Regions from separate parts of the Homo sapiens genome. Here region 1 is linked to region 2. Evidence: read pairs that join two places in POLR2A ChIA-PET (ENCODE). Cell type or tissue: IMR-90. All regions are shown on one strand. Each heading gives the region's core, and the rest is flanking DNA. Links, peaks and the distances in the headings are about the cores only.

Region 1 (5,000 bases), core at 1-5,000, 150 kb before region 2:
ACCAACTGTGTGCCAGGAACTGTACTTTGCCTCACTATTGGTCTTGTTATTTATCTGCAGAATATTCATGTTAGACCAGTTTTTAAGGCACACAAGGCTGGCAAAGATAAAACAGAGTGCCAGAATCTACCCAAGTCAAAGCAGCTAGCTTCTATAGTTCTATAGCGGCATTATTCCTGTTAAAACTCACAACGTCTGTAGGGGTTGTGGGCCAGTATAAGTTAGAGCCGGGTAATTGTGCAGAAAAGCCAAGTGCCGGCCATGGCCACAGAAGCTCAGCAATGACAGGGCTGGGATTTGAACCCCAGCCCATCTAGCTCCAAGTCCTGTCCACTGTGCCCTCCATGCGCCCATAGTAGCATAGAGCTGTGGGAATTCTCCAATGACTATGCCAAGGAATATTTCTACTGTTTCCCGGCTTGTATGTGAAAACCCGAGTGCAGTGGTAGGAACAACTCAGGTTAGAAGGCTGGGCTGTATCTTTTTGTGCTTTCCACCAATCACAAGACATTTTACACACTAAGTTCCTGCATTTAAAACCATGCTGTGCAATGAGAGCTTAGCTCCACGGTTCTCAAAGGGAGGTCTCTGGCCAACAGCATCAGCATCACCTGAGGACATACTAGCAATGCAAATTATCAGGGCCCTTCTTCAGACTCACTGAATCAGAAACCCTGGGGATAGGGCCAGCACGCTGTGCTTTAACAAGCTCTAGGTGATGCCAATTCATACTCAAGTGTGAGGCTGACTGGCTTATTTGAAGGGAGAGAAAGGAACAGGCACATGGCGACATATCAGCATTTACACAAGGCGTGCTGGGTAACCATAGGAGCACCTTTATTACGGTTAAATAGGAAACAGGCATCAATGCAGAGGGCCCCCAGGAGAATCAGGAAGGTCGCGACTGTCACTGTCTGAGGGCACTGTTGTGAAACGATGGCCGAAGGTGACAACCACAGCAAAGTTTCAAGGAAGTTCACTGAAACGTGGAAAAACCCACTCAATGTCCTGCTCTCATTTATATTGAGTGGCTTAAGTATTTATTTTCTTGGTTTTTTAGAGGAAGGGAGGGTTGGAGGATTCTCAAAGCATTCAAAAGGACACCATATGCTGGCAGGAAATATTCAAGCTTTTAATGGAATAATGCAATGGAGGTGAAACTGAGAGGGTTGTGCAGTGAGCACATACCCTCCAGGCCAGTGAGAAGTACAATCTTGCTCAACAACTAATGCCATTCCTAGGAAATGATGTTAAAGAAATAATTTAACAGAAGCAGTGTTATCTGTAACAGTAAATAACTGGAAGGCCTAAATCAGAGGTCAGCAAGTTGTGTGTGTGTGTGTGTGTGTGTGATGGACCAGCTAGGAAATATTTCTGGCCTGTGGGCCCTATGGTCTCTTTCATGATCTCTCATGGTGGAAGCAGCCATCAACAGTTATGTAAAGAAATGGACATGGCTGGGCGACAATCAGCTTTTATTTATGGATGCTGAAATTTGAATTTTAAATAAACTTCATGTGTCATAAAATATTCTGATTGTTTTATTCAGCCTATATATAAAACCATTCTTAGCTCGAAGGCAGTATAGAACCATGTGGCCAGCCATAGTTTGCTAATCCCTGGTTTCAATGCTTAGGCAGTGACAATACATCAATTTGATGAGATATTCCACAGCCCCTAAAAGTGACCACCAGAAGGATGATGTTTGGAATGTGACACTGAATGAGAAAAGCTGACTAAAGAGTGTGGACACTGCGATTTAAGCTACAGTCACATAACAAGCAAGAACGCTGGTGGAAAATTACAGAAAAGGAGTAGGTGAGTCTGAAGACTATTCTCGTGTGGGGCGGTCAGATTGCGGATGATTTATTTTCCATATACAGATTTTATTTAACATTGTTGTTACATTGCTTTTCAAGGAGAAATCTGTGTTTTTAATCAGGTTAAAAAGAAAGGAAAAGTATCTGGAATTTACTTAATTGGAGAGAGGTGACTCGTCCCCCTTTCCCCTCACCCTGTTTTTCTCTGCCGTCCCTATTACCACCTGATGAGTCACTGGTTTATTTGTGTATTGACTGTCTATTCTCGTAGAATATAAGCCCAGGAGGGACGGATTTTGTTTTGCTCACTGCTCATTCTCAAGCCCTAGAACAGCATCTGGCACACAGTAGGCATTCAATAAATATTGAGTGAATGAATCAATACCTCCTATCCTCTAGGCCCATGGCTGGGTGACAACTGGTGCCAGTACAGGTTATGTTCCTGGGCGTATCCAGATGTCCTTCTTGGGGAAGGGCAGTGCTGTATTGCACAAACTCACCCGGGAACCTTTAGGAACCATCCATAGGTGACTGGCTCCCTCCTTAGCATTCCCTAAATATCATGCTGACCTCAGGTGCGGTGCTGGCCACCTGCCTTAGGATGGTTTATACAGATATCCCTTACTGGACAGGGAGCCACTGTGGGAAGGATCGTGTCAACCTTCACTTTTTACCCAACACTGAGAATTGGCATGTAATGAGCACTCAGCAAATGTCCACTATCTCCTTTCATGTACAACATCCAGAACATTCCCTCAAGAATCTCTCTTGTCCCAGAAGGAATCCTGTCTGTATTCACTATCCTAGGGAAAATCATTGCTTCCACTCTATCAGAGTGAGTCCCTCGAGGCCCAAGAGCCCAGAAAGCCAGCACACGCCTCTGCACACTTTAGAAACTGCAAACTTTAGACCTTGGCCTGGTTGGGAGAAAGGTGAAGGTCCCACCTGTTTCTTCTTTAAGGTCCTGAAAAAATTTCTGATTGAAGATGAAAGCCACACCACTAATCTCTTCCACCTTGGCTTCCGCTGTGCTGTTTCTGTTTATGAAGTTGGCGGTGATGGCAATCGCCAGCTTCCCACGGAATTCTTTTCTTCTGAACCCTGCATGAGGAGAAATGAAAAAGTGGGTCTATCTTCTGGATTTGGTGTGAAAACTGAAAATGATTATTGGGAGAGCTGTTCCCAGATGCCTCCCAGGCCAGTGAAACCAGGATTCTGGATCTCTAGTGGACAGGAGCGGGCAGAAATACCGAAGTTTGCTCCCAAGGCTTTTAAAAGTCAGTGAGACTGTCCGTTTCTAAAATCTACAGGACCTGGTTAGGCTTCAATAAACAAAAGGAAAAGCGATCCTTCCCAACAGGCAGTCACAGGGTGTACCCTTGTAAGGATGTGTCAGGCATTGTTGCTAGATACACTCATGAGAGACCCACATGCACTTTGAATTTATAGGATGAAAACTACTCTGTTAGCATTTCTTATGGTGCCACCGCTCCTGACCCCCTTGAAAAGTAGATCACATTGAATTCCTGCAGGACAGGGATTTTAACAAATTTTCTTCATATCTCCAATTTTTTGGGTTGTATTATGTGCCTCTCCAACACACACACACACAAATTCATGTGTTGAAATCCTAACCCCAGTACCTCAGTATGTGACTCTATTGGAAATAGCGTCATTGCAGGTGTAATTAGCTAAGATGAGGTCATACTGGAGTAGGGTGGGACCCAGCTTACTCCAATATGACTGGTGTCCTTTGAAAAGAGGAAAATAGTACACCAGTTCCCAGTAACTGGCATTTAATACATCTACAATGCATGTATAAATGAATAAATGGAATTCTAGCTCTCATTCGTTTTTTGTTTTGTTTTGTTTTGTTTTTCAGACAGGGTCTCGCTCTGTTGCCCAGGCTGGAAAGCAGCGGTGCCAATCATGGCTCACTGCAGCCTCGACCTCCCAGGGTCAAGCGATCCTCCCACCTCAGCCAGCAAGTAGCTGGGACAATATGCATGTGTCACCATGACTGCCTTATTTATTTTTTTTTAAGTGTTTGTGGAGACACAGTTTCATCATGTTGCCCAGGCTTAGTGCTCTAATTCTTGTTTTCAATGATTTACATTAAAATTGCTCTTGAATGGCAGTGCTATGGAGGATCACAGCAGCTGGTGCAGGGTAAACGCACCTGACAGCAATAACTGAAGCGCACCTTTAGAAAGACCCTGTATGGCTGATGCACCTGAATGTGTGTTCTGAGCTGGGGAATCCAGGAGTGGCCAACCCCGAGACTTCTTCTTTGTCTATGAGGGACATTTGAGCTCCTGGCCCATCCCGTGGAACATGGACCATGCAGGGGGATCCAGGCCCTGAGTTCTGGGTTGGATGAAGGTTGCCAGGTGGAGGTTAAGAGGAGGGTGTTAAGTGAAAATGCTGAATAAACTGCATGCTGTTTGCAAGCAGTTGCGGTTTTCCTGCCCAGGTTGCCACCACTGGGCTGTTGTGCTGTCCAGCCCGCCGCCATTGGACCGTTTCTGCAGGGAAGCCGGGTCTCCTGTCCAACCCACTGCCACTGGACTCTCTCCCCTGTGAATCCCTAATAAAACCCCATGTCTATTTTGCTGGCTCTTGGGCTCTTCTTTGGCCTCTTGAACTTGGTACTTTCCCTATTGAGGTTAATAGGGGTTCCACACAACAGATGGCCACTTTTCAACAGTGTGTCTCCCTCCTAGTCCCCCATCTTGCTGTCATCTGACCTTTCCTGAGTGCCCCTGCCCCCAGGCATGCTGTGTACTTTGTGTAAGGCCAGGTGCCTGTCACACAGGTGCAGACCTCCAGACATAACCTTTCCTTAGCCACCTTTGGGAATGCCCCACACATCTGCTCACCATGTACTCCAGCCTCATGCTGATTCTCACTCATCTGTCAAAAATCCCTTTTAGTGACAACCTTGGGGTTTTTTTTGTTTTGTTTTGTTTTTTTCTGAGATGGAGTCTTGCTCTGTCACCCAGCCTGGAGTGCAGTGGTGCGATCTTGGCTCACTGCAACCTCCACCTCCTGTGTTCAAGCAATTCTCCTGCCTCAGCCTCCCGAGTAGCTGGGACTACAGGTACGTGCCACCATGCCCGGCTAATTTTTTGTGTTTTTAGTAGAGATGGGGTTTCACCCTGTTAGCCAGGATGGTCTCGA
Region 2 (9,036 bases), core at 1,589-6,588:
CAAAAAAAACCCCAAAAAGACAAGCCACAGACTAAGAGAAAAGAATTGCAAATCATATATCTGATAAAGGACTTATTTCCAGAATATATAAAGAACTCTTACAACACTAAGACAATCAACCAAATTAAAAATGAGAAAAACATTTGAACAGACATTTCTTTGAAAAAGATACACAAATGGCTAATAAACACATGAAAGGACATTCAACACCCTTAGTTATTGGGAAAATGCAAATTCAACCACGAAGAGGTACCACAGGATGTGAAGAAAGTGGAACTCTCATACGTTGCTGGTGGGAACATAAAATGGAGCAACCACTTTGGAAAACAATTTGGCAGTTTCTTAAAAAGTTAACTATAAACTTATTATATGACCTACTCCTAGGAATGTAACCCAGAGAAATGAAAACATACGTCCACACAAAGACTTGTATGCAAATATTCACAGCAACTTTGTTCTTAATAGGCAAAAACTGGAAACAATCCAAATTTCCATTGACAGGTGAATGAATAAGCAAAATGTAATAAACGCATCCACTGAGATAGTACTTAGCATAAAAAGAAAAAAGTACTGATTCATGCCACAACATGAATGAACCATAAAAACAGTATGCTAAGGGAAGGAAGCCACACAGAACAGAATACATGTTGTATGATTCTGTTTATACGAAATGTCCAGAAAAGACAAATCAATAGAGGAAGAAAGTAGATTTGTGGTTGACTGGGTTTAAAGTAGGACTATATTTGACTGCAAATGAGCATAGCATGAAATGTTTTGGGTTGATAAAAATATTCTAAAACTGATTGTGGACATGGTTGTAAAAGTATACAAATTTATTACAAATCATTGAATTGTATATTTACTATAGGTGAATTTTATGTTATGTAAATTATACTTCAATAAAGCTGTAAAAAGGTTATATTCTGACTGGGTGCAGTGACTCACACCTGTAATCCTAGCACTTTGGGAGGCTGAGGCAGGTGGAATGCTTGAGTCCAGGAATTCGAGACTAGCCTGGGCAACACAGCAAAACACTGTCTTTATTAAAAATACAAAAATGAGCTGGGTGTGGTGGCGCACGCCTGTAGTCCCAGCTACTTGGGAGGCTGAGGTGGGAGGATCACCTGAGTCTGGGAGGTCAAGGCTGCAGTGAGCTGTGATTGACTGTGCCACTGCATTCCAGCATAGGTGATAGAGTGAGACCCTGTCTCAAAAGAAAAAAAGTTATGTTCATGACCTTGAACCCAGTAAGTCATGCTAAGGGCACCATCAGTAATGTATATAAAGGCTTACATCAACCGCGCTCAAAAGAGTGTGTGTGTGTGGTTTTTTTTTTTTTTTTTTGAGTTAATGAAAAACTGGAAACAACTTGCATGCCTGGTAATAGAATAAATGACTAATAAGTGGTGATCCACTTGATAGAGTAGAATGTAGCCATATTAAATGATACATACAAAGAATTTTTAAGGACCTGTGTTAATGCTTAGGATAGAGTATAAAATTGTTATTATGGCCACATTTCTCCAAGAGTAAAAAGAGCTTATATATAAATGTTTATTTTTAAACATAGTTGAATTTGAGCTGTGAATGCATGACTCTCTATATATAATATAACCAGATGCATATATGAATATAGCTTTTTTTCCTTCTGGACATTTATACATAGTAAACTGCTGGTGGCTATATAAGTAATATCTGTTTTCTTCTTTGCTCTTTGTTATATTTTCTGATTTTTAAAAAAATTTTGGCCTGGTGCAGTGCCTCATACCTGTAATCCCAGCACTTTGGGAGGCCAAGGTGAGTGGATCACTTGAGCCCATGAGTTTGAGACCAGCCTGGACAGCGTGGCGAAACTCCATCTCTACTAAAAATAAAAACAATTAGCTGGGGTTGGTGGCTCGTGCCTGTTGTCCCAGCTACTCGGAGGCTGAGGTGGGAGAATCACCTGAGCCCAGGAACCTGAGCTGCATTGAGCTGCAATTAAGGCACTGCACCCTAGCCTGGGCAACCAGAGTGAGACTCTGTCTCAAAAATAATAATAATTTTTTAATTTTTAAAGATAATATATCACTCTTTCTGCCCAGGCTGGAGTGCAAAGGCATGAACATAGCTCACTGCAGCTTCAGTCTCCTGGGCTCAAGTGATCCTCTGCCCAGGTAATAAAAAGATTTTTTTTCTGCAGAGACAAGGTCTTGCTCTGTTGCCCAGGCTGATCTTGAACTCCTGGCCTCAAGTGACATTCCTACCTCAGCCTCCCAAAATGCTGGGATTACAGGCATGAGCCACTGAGTTCAGCCTGATTACTTTTTTCCAAAAAGCATGTATTTGTTTTTAAAAGAAATAAAAAAATTGTCTAGAGAATAAAGAAAGCAAAGAGATGGCAGATCTCCCCTCTCCTGGTCAGATGAGAGGCTGTGGTTTCCTCCACGAAGGGTACGCCCTGGGCTCAGTGAAATGACGCAGAGGGCCTCTCAGCAGCTGCAGACATCAAAGGCAGTGAGCCCACCTGGAAACAGTGGCCTGAGTCCCATTCATCCCAGCTTGGACTCCTCAGTCCGTTAGAGATTCTGGAACAAGGCAGCCTGATGCAAGGACACTTCCCTTCTCAATGGCCAAGGGGAAGAGAGGATCCTGCATAGAGAGGCCTCCAGGGCTGGCTTGTCACTGCAGGGTGCCAGGCAGGAAGGGGAGCAACGACTTTGGAAACAGACACCTGAGACTCACTAGAAACCACGAAAGCCCGGGTCTGAAGGATGCAGCTGTGGCACCAGGGAGAGGGTTCAACACTGCGGACGCAGAGACCCAGGTGTGAGCTCTGACACTGCTATGGAAGCCACACTCTGTGGAGCCTGAGGAAAGCTACTGATCCTCAAAGAATCTCAGTTTCCCCATCTGTAAAGTGGGGACAACCACATTGCCTATTTTCAAAGTGGTAACCTGTATCACTGGTTAATAGGATTCAAGGTATAAAGGGGTCATATTAGTTCCCCGCGGATGCTGTAACAAATGACCACAACCCAGGTGACTTAAAACAACAGAAATTTATTTTCTCACAGTTCTGGAGCTAGATGTCCAAAATCGAGGTGTCAGCCAGGCCATGCTCCCTCTGAACCCTGAGGGGAAAGCTCCTTTTTTGCTTCTTCTTAGCTTCGGGGGTTTCCGGCACCCCTTGACGTTCCTTGGTTTGTGGATGAATCTCTCCAGTCTCTGACCCTCTCATCACATGGCCTTCTTCGCCATGTGTCTCTGTTTTCTCGTCTTCTAAGGACATCCGTCATTGGGTTAGGGCTCCCTCTACTCCAGCGTGGCATCACCTTGATTAATTATGCCTGCAAAGACTATCTCCAAATAAGGCCACATTCCGAGGTTCTGGGTGGACTTGAATTTTGGGGGGACACTATTCAATCTAGTATGGGGCATTTGGGTGAAATAAATTTGGGGGAGACTGCCTGTCATAACCTCCCCCTTTGAGTTTCACCATGCACATTAGCCTATTAAAAGCACTGAACAAAGAACTATAGAATTTCCCAAAATTGCACACAGAATCTATTAACATCTGAAGAAAGTACCATTTCTCAGGACCCAGCCTTGGAGAGCCTGGTCTGCATCATAGGGCAGTTGGGGATTCTGTGAATGTAGCACACAATAGCAGTCACACTATAGGAGCTTCATCAATTTCCCTTTCTCCCCAGTAGCCACGAGTCCAGACTTGGGGCCATGCCCTTGACTGCTACCCATCTCTTACTAATGGCTTCTACCACATGTTGCATGCTCTGGCTTCAGGAAGATGGAAAGGGCAACACTACTCCATGGCTGAGTGGGAAAATTCCAGCCTTATGGTTGAGACCCAGAGATAACACTGCTGAGGAAGTAAGCTTCTCTTTTTTTAGGAAGAGAACTCTCCACTGAGCTCTTGGAAGGAAAAGTAGGGCAGGAAATGAAGTCTCTGGGATCCAAAAGCAAGGACCTGATGGAAGAAGCAGACGGCTTGGAGGCAGGTATTTGGCAAGTGCGCTAGGAAGCCATTGGGCTGTTCCCCCTCAGCAGGCAGCTCTGCACAAGGTCCTCTAGGAGCAAAACTCAGGAAGCTCTGGATTCAGATGCCACTACCAAAGAACAGTCCAGGTGCTTCTCCAGACCATGAGCTCCAGGAGGACAGGGACCCTGTCTGGCTTGCTTATTGCAGTGAATAGACTGGTAATTGGTACGTGCTAGGTGCTCAATAGAATTTGTATAAAGAGCCAACTAGTTAATAATCCACAGGACAGTTGCCTTAGCCTGTTGAGGCTGCTATAGCAAAATATCATAAACTGGGTGGGTTAAAAACAACAGCATTTATTTATTTAGAGATGGAATCTGTCTTTGTAGCCCAGGCTGGATTGCAGTGGTGTGATCTTGGCTTGCTGCAACCTCCACCTCCGGGGTTCAAGCGATTCTCCTGCCTCAGCCTCCCGAGTAGCTGGGATTACAGGCATATGACACCACACCTGGCTAATTTTTGTATTTTTAGTAGAGACGGGGTTTTGCCATGTTGGCCAGGCTGGTCTCAAACTCCTGACCTCAAGTGATCTGCCTGCTTCAGCCTCCCAAAGTGTTGGGATTACAGGCGTGAGCCACTGCACCCCGCCTATTTCTCAATTTTGGAAGCTGGAAGTCCAAGATCAGGGTGCCAGCATGGTTCTGGTGTGGGCCCTCTATGGCTTGCAGACTGCCAACTTCTTATTGGAAAGAAAGCACAGGAGCTCTCTGGGGTGGCTTTTTTGTTTTTTGTTTTTGAGACAGGTTCTCACTTTGTCACCCAGGCTGGAGTACAGTGGTGCCATCACAGCTCACTGCTGCCTCTGCCTCCTGGGCTCAAGTGATCTTCCCACCTCAGCCTCCAGAGTAGCTGGGACTATAGGCATGCACCACCCATGCCCAGCTAATTTTTGTATTTTTAGTAGAGATGAGGTTTCGCCATGTTGCCCAGGCTAGTCTCGAACTCCTGGACTCAAGCAATCTGCCCACATCAGCCTCCCAAGTGCTGGGATTACAGGGATGAGCTACCATGCCCAGCCTGGGGTCCCTTTTATAAGAGTACTCATCCTGTTTATGAGGGCTCCACCATCATGACCTAATTACTTCCCAAAGTCCCTACCTCCTAATACCATCACTTTGGGATTAGAGCTTCAACATAAACATTTTATAGGGACACAAACATTCAGTTCATTGTAACAGTATTTTCTTTTTGTTTTATAATCTCTTTTTTCCTGAAATAAAAAAGACATGTATTCATGTTATAAAATATCAAAAAAACACACAAACAGAAAACATTAAAATGTGTTAGAATCAAAAGATCTTTATGTGCTGGGTGCAGTGGCTCATGCCTGTAATCCCAGCACTGTGGGAGGCCAAGACAGGAGGATCATTTGAGGCCAAGAATTTGAGACCAGCCTGGCCAACATAGTGAAACCTGGTCTCTACTAATACAAAAAATTAGCCAGGTGTGGTGGTGCACACATGTAATCCCAGCTACTTGGGAGGCTGAGACAGAGAATCGCTTGAACCCAGGAGGCAGAAATTGCAGTGAGCCAAGATCTTTTGAAGATAAAATGGTAAGCATAAAAACCAGGTTACAAATTCTGTTTACAATACGATATTACTTTTAAAAACATGAATACGTAAGTATTGATAGCTACATGCAAAACTAGCTAGGCGGGGCGACAACGTGAGATTGTCTCAAAAGAAAAAATATATTTTTTAAAAAAGAAAAAATTTTAAAAAGATCTTTCTGAAGATCTTTTGAATTGTTACGTATGATTTGACTTCGTGGATTCCTTGGTTGCATAAATGCAAGGAATGACATTTTGAAATAGCCAAGATTCCTCCCCTCCTGTATTTCCTTCTTCTAGGACCCTTCGCCCAATCAGACGGCAGCTGGACTGAGCTGCTGCCATCACCTCAGGAAAGCCATGATGTAAGAGAAAAACACATGTGACTTTCAACTTTTCAGGTGGCAGAAAATCTATTTCTTCTCAGCGGGTATGACAGATTAAAGATGACTGTAAATTCTTCACCACTGCTCCCATTAGGAGGCGGGGTCCTTGCCCCTTCCTGCTGAAGCCAGGTGGGTTCTGTGACTGCTTGAGCGATGGAATAGGGCGGAAGTAATGCTATGCCAGTTGCCAGGCCCAAGACTAGAGACTGGCAGCTTCTGCCTCCTGTTTCCAGAGCCAGGCCCCTGGGCCTCCACGTAGGTGATCTGACTTCCCTGCAGCAGCCACACCGTGAGAATCCTGAGCTGCGTGGAGAAGCACCAGAGATCAGACCTCATGTGAAGAAAGGGCAGGAGGCCAAGGAGCACCCCTGGCACCCCAGACACGTGCATGAAAAGCCTCCTTCCAAGTGGATCCCTCGGCTCTCTCCAAACCCTTCCCAAACTCTTGACCCACACTGCTGCGACCAAAATAGGGTTGCTAGAGTTAGCAAATAGAACTACAGGATGTTCAGTTACATTTGAATTTTAGATCAACAAGGAATAATTTTTTAGTCTAGGTAGCTCTCAAATATTACATGGGATTGCATGGGACATATTTACACTAAAAAATTATACGTTATCTGAAATTCAAGTTTAACTCAGTTTAAATTTTTATCTGTGTAGTAGAGATAGAAGTTAATTTTTTAAGCTTGAAGATAAAATATTTACAGTATTTACAGGTAAAAGATTTGCAGTATTTTATCTGGCAAGCCTGGACCAAAATAATATGTATGTTTTATACCACTAAGTTTCAGCGTTTGTCATGCAACAATAGACAACTAGGATAGCGGGGACGGAAAGGAATCTGGAATAGCTGATACACCAACTGTGGAGGTATACAGTCTCTAGACAGAGCCATTTTTTTCACCCTTGGAAGCAAAAATAGAAATAAAAGACTTGGTGCCTCCTCCCCTTGCCTCCCTCTCCCAGGTTGAATCTCTTCCTGTGGGGTGGGACACACAGCGGCGCAGAGATGTAGGGAGTGACTTCAGAAAGCAGAGGGCAGCTGGGCCTTTCAGCGCGGCCAGTGGCCTTAGGGTGATGTCCCTGCATTCCAACAGGGCATGGAAATTCTGTTGCAGAGCCAGTGTGCCCAAAGAGGACTCAAGGCCAGGGTGAGGATGGAGGTGTGGACCATGACCCAGTAATGAACGGCAAGGAGGTCCTCTGTATTGGTCCGTTCTCACACTGCTGTAAAGACATTCCTGAAACTGTGTAACTTATTAAGAAAAGAGGCTTAATCAGCTCACGGTTCCATGGGCTGTACAGGCTTCTGCTTCTGGGGAGGCCTCAGCACACTTACCATCATGGCAGAAGGGGAAGGGGAAGCAGGCACATATTCACATGGCCGGCAGGAGAAAGAGAAAAGGGGAGGTGCTATGCACTTTTAAATAAGCAAATCTCAAGAGACCTCTATCACAAGACAGCCACAGGTGGATGGTGTTAAATCATTGGAAACCACCTCCATGATCCAGTCACCTCCCACCAGGCCCTACCTTCAACACTGGCGATTACAATTTGATATGAAATTTGGGTGGGGATACAGACCTAAACCATATCGCCCTTTCAGTGTGGACACCCTTCCACCACCTCACTCTCACCACCCCAGCATGGTTGGTACTAAACACCCTCCTTGGCCCTGGGAAAAAGCCAAGGCAGCCCTCACATGGATTGAGATTAATTTCCTTCATTCAGTGAGGTGTGTCTCAGAATAAAAACTCATCTCAGGTCATAGAAAATATGAAAGGTATGTTTCTAGCCCAAATGAGTTCATAATGTTTCTACCTGCCACAAACCATTTTATACCACACTGTAGTTATATTCAAATTGGACCAAAAAAATCTACATTTTTGTGCATTATTACTGACACCCCTAAATGCTCTTTCACATGCCATGTTCAGGCTTCCAAAGTCAGCTGAGGGACCATATCAAACAGTCACATGGCCATTGCAGGGCAGGCTGATTAAGAGCATGGACTCTGGGGCTAGACTGCCAGGCTCTGTCATCTAATGGCTGTGTGTCCTTGAGCTAATTACTTAACCTCCCTGGGCCTCCATTTCTTTAACTGTAAAATGGCAATAACAGTAATATTTACCCCAGAGCATTGCCATTAGAATGAAGCAAACCTGGCTTATGGTATGTGTTCATAAGTCTTAGCCATTGTTTTTTCTTAGAGCACTTACTTGGAGATAATATTTCTTATTAACTATCTAGTTATTGTTTGAGAGACTGGGTCTTGCTGTGTTACCCAACTGGTCTTGAACTCCTGGGCTCAAGCAATCTGCTCACCTCAGCCTCCCAAATATCTGGGACTACAGGTGCACACCACCATGCCCGGCTTCTTACTATTTTATAAAAACCAGCGGAAAATAGAAATGTAGAAATGCTGCTGCCTTTGAAAATCAAATTGTGACAAAGAGGAAATCATGCATACCAGAGGCAGGAAATCTTCATCCTCCAATGAATACCCTCTGGATTTGTCTGCCACCTGTAGGTCCAATTGTTAAGGAAAAAAAAAAAGATTAAAGAAAAACATACAAAATCTAGAGACACACTTGTCTCTAGCTATCAGTGCTCCACCTTGTCACCTCCACCACATTCACCATTTCTATGCACTCAAGCCTGGCCTCAGCTGCCTGCCTCTGGACTCGCCTCAGGACTCCCCCTGGCCCCTGGGGCCTACTGTGTGTGCTCTGCAGGACCACATTGTCAATAGGTAATTTGCTTAGTAAGTCATCTTTTACTGGCTCCCTTTCTTTTTTGGGGGGTGGGGGGCAGGGTTTCACTCTGTTGCCCAGATGGAGTGCAGTGGCGTGATCATGGCTCACAGCAGCCCCAGACTCCTGGGCTCAAGCAGTCCTCCTGCCTCAGCCTCCCAAAGCGCTGGAATTACAGGCATGAGCTACTGCACCCGGCTTATTATAGCTTTCTTTATTTCCTTTTCTTATTTTTTTTCCTCTCTCCTCTACCCTATCAGCATTTCTTGGAATCACCCCAAAAATAAACTACCTGCAATCAGA

What was found. ChIA-PET counts read pairs that join two places held together with the same protein. Peaks named below come from ENCODE experiments on the same cell type or tissue, not always from the same donor. Only the 100,000 strongest peaks of a DNase experiment are listed, where the experiment ranks them.
Region 1: POLR2A ChIA-PET joins it to region 2 with 5 read pairs; 6 of 35 experiments call an interaction of 5 or more read pairs at or near these places.

The regions. Positions count from the first base shown.
Region 1 is chr11:12,211,176-12,216,175 of GRCh38, reverse strand. It overlaps MICAL2 (microtubule associated monooxygenase, calponin and LIM domain containing 2), which reads right to left. Exons shown (of 28, transcript NM_001282663.2): 7 at 2,766-2,921. It overlaps LOC124902634 (a long non-coding RNA gene), which reads left to right. Exons shown (of 3, transcript XR_007062598.1): 3 at 1,637-1,694. Among named protein-coding and RNA genes, the nearest start is that of MIR6124, 50 kb to the right of the region's middle. In IMR-90, for the core only: no CTCF peak of the experiment used is centred there; DNase peaks (open chromatin) are centred at 1,225 and 2,045; H3K27ac peaks cover 1,845 bases.
Region 2 is chr11:12,055,778-12,064,813 of GRCh38, reverse strand. It overlaps LINC02547 (long intergenic non-protein coding RNA 2547), which reads right to left. Exons shown (of 2, transcript NR_135109.1): 2 at 3,029-6,280. Among named protein-coding and RNA genes, the nearest start is that of LINC02989, 27 kb to the left of the region's middle. In IMR-90, for the core only: no CTCF peak of the experiment used is centred there; no DNase peak of the experiment used is centred there.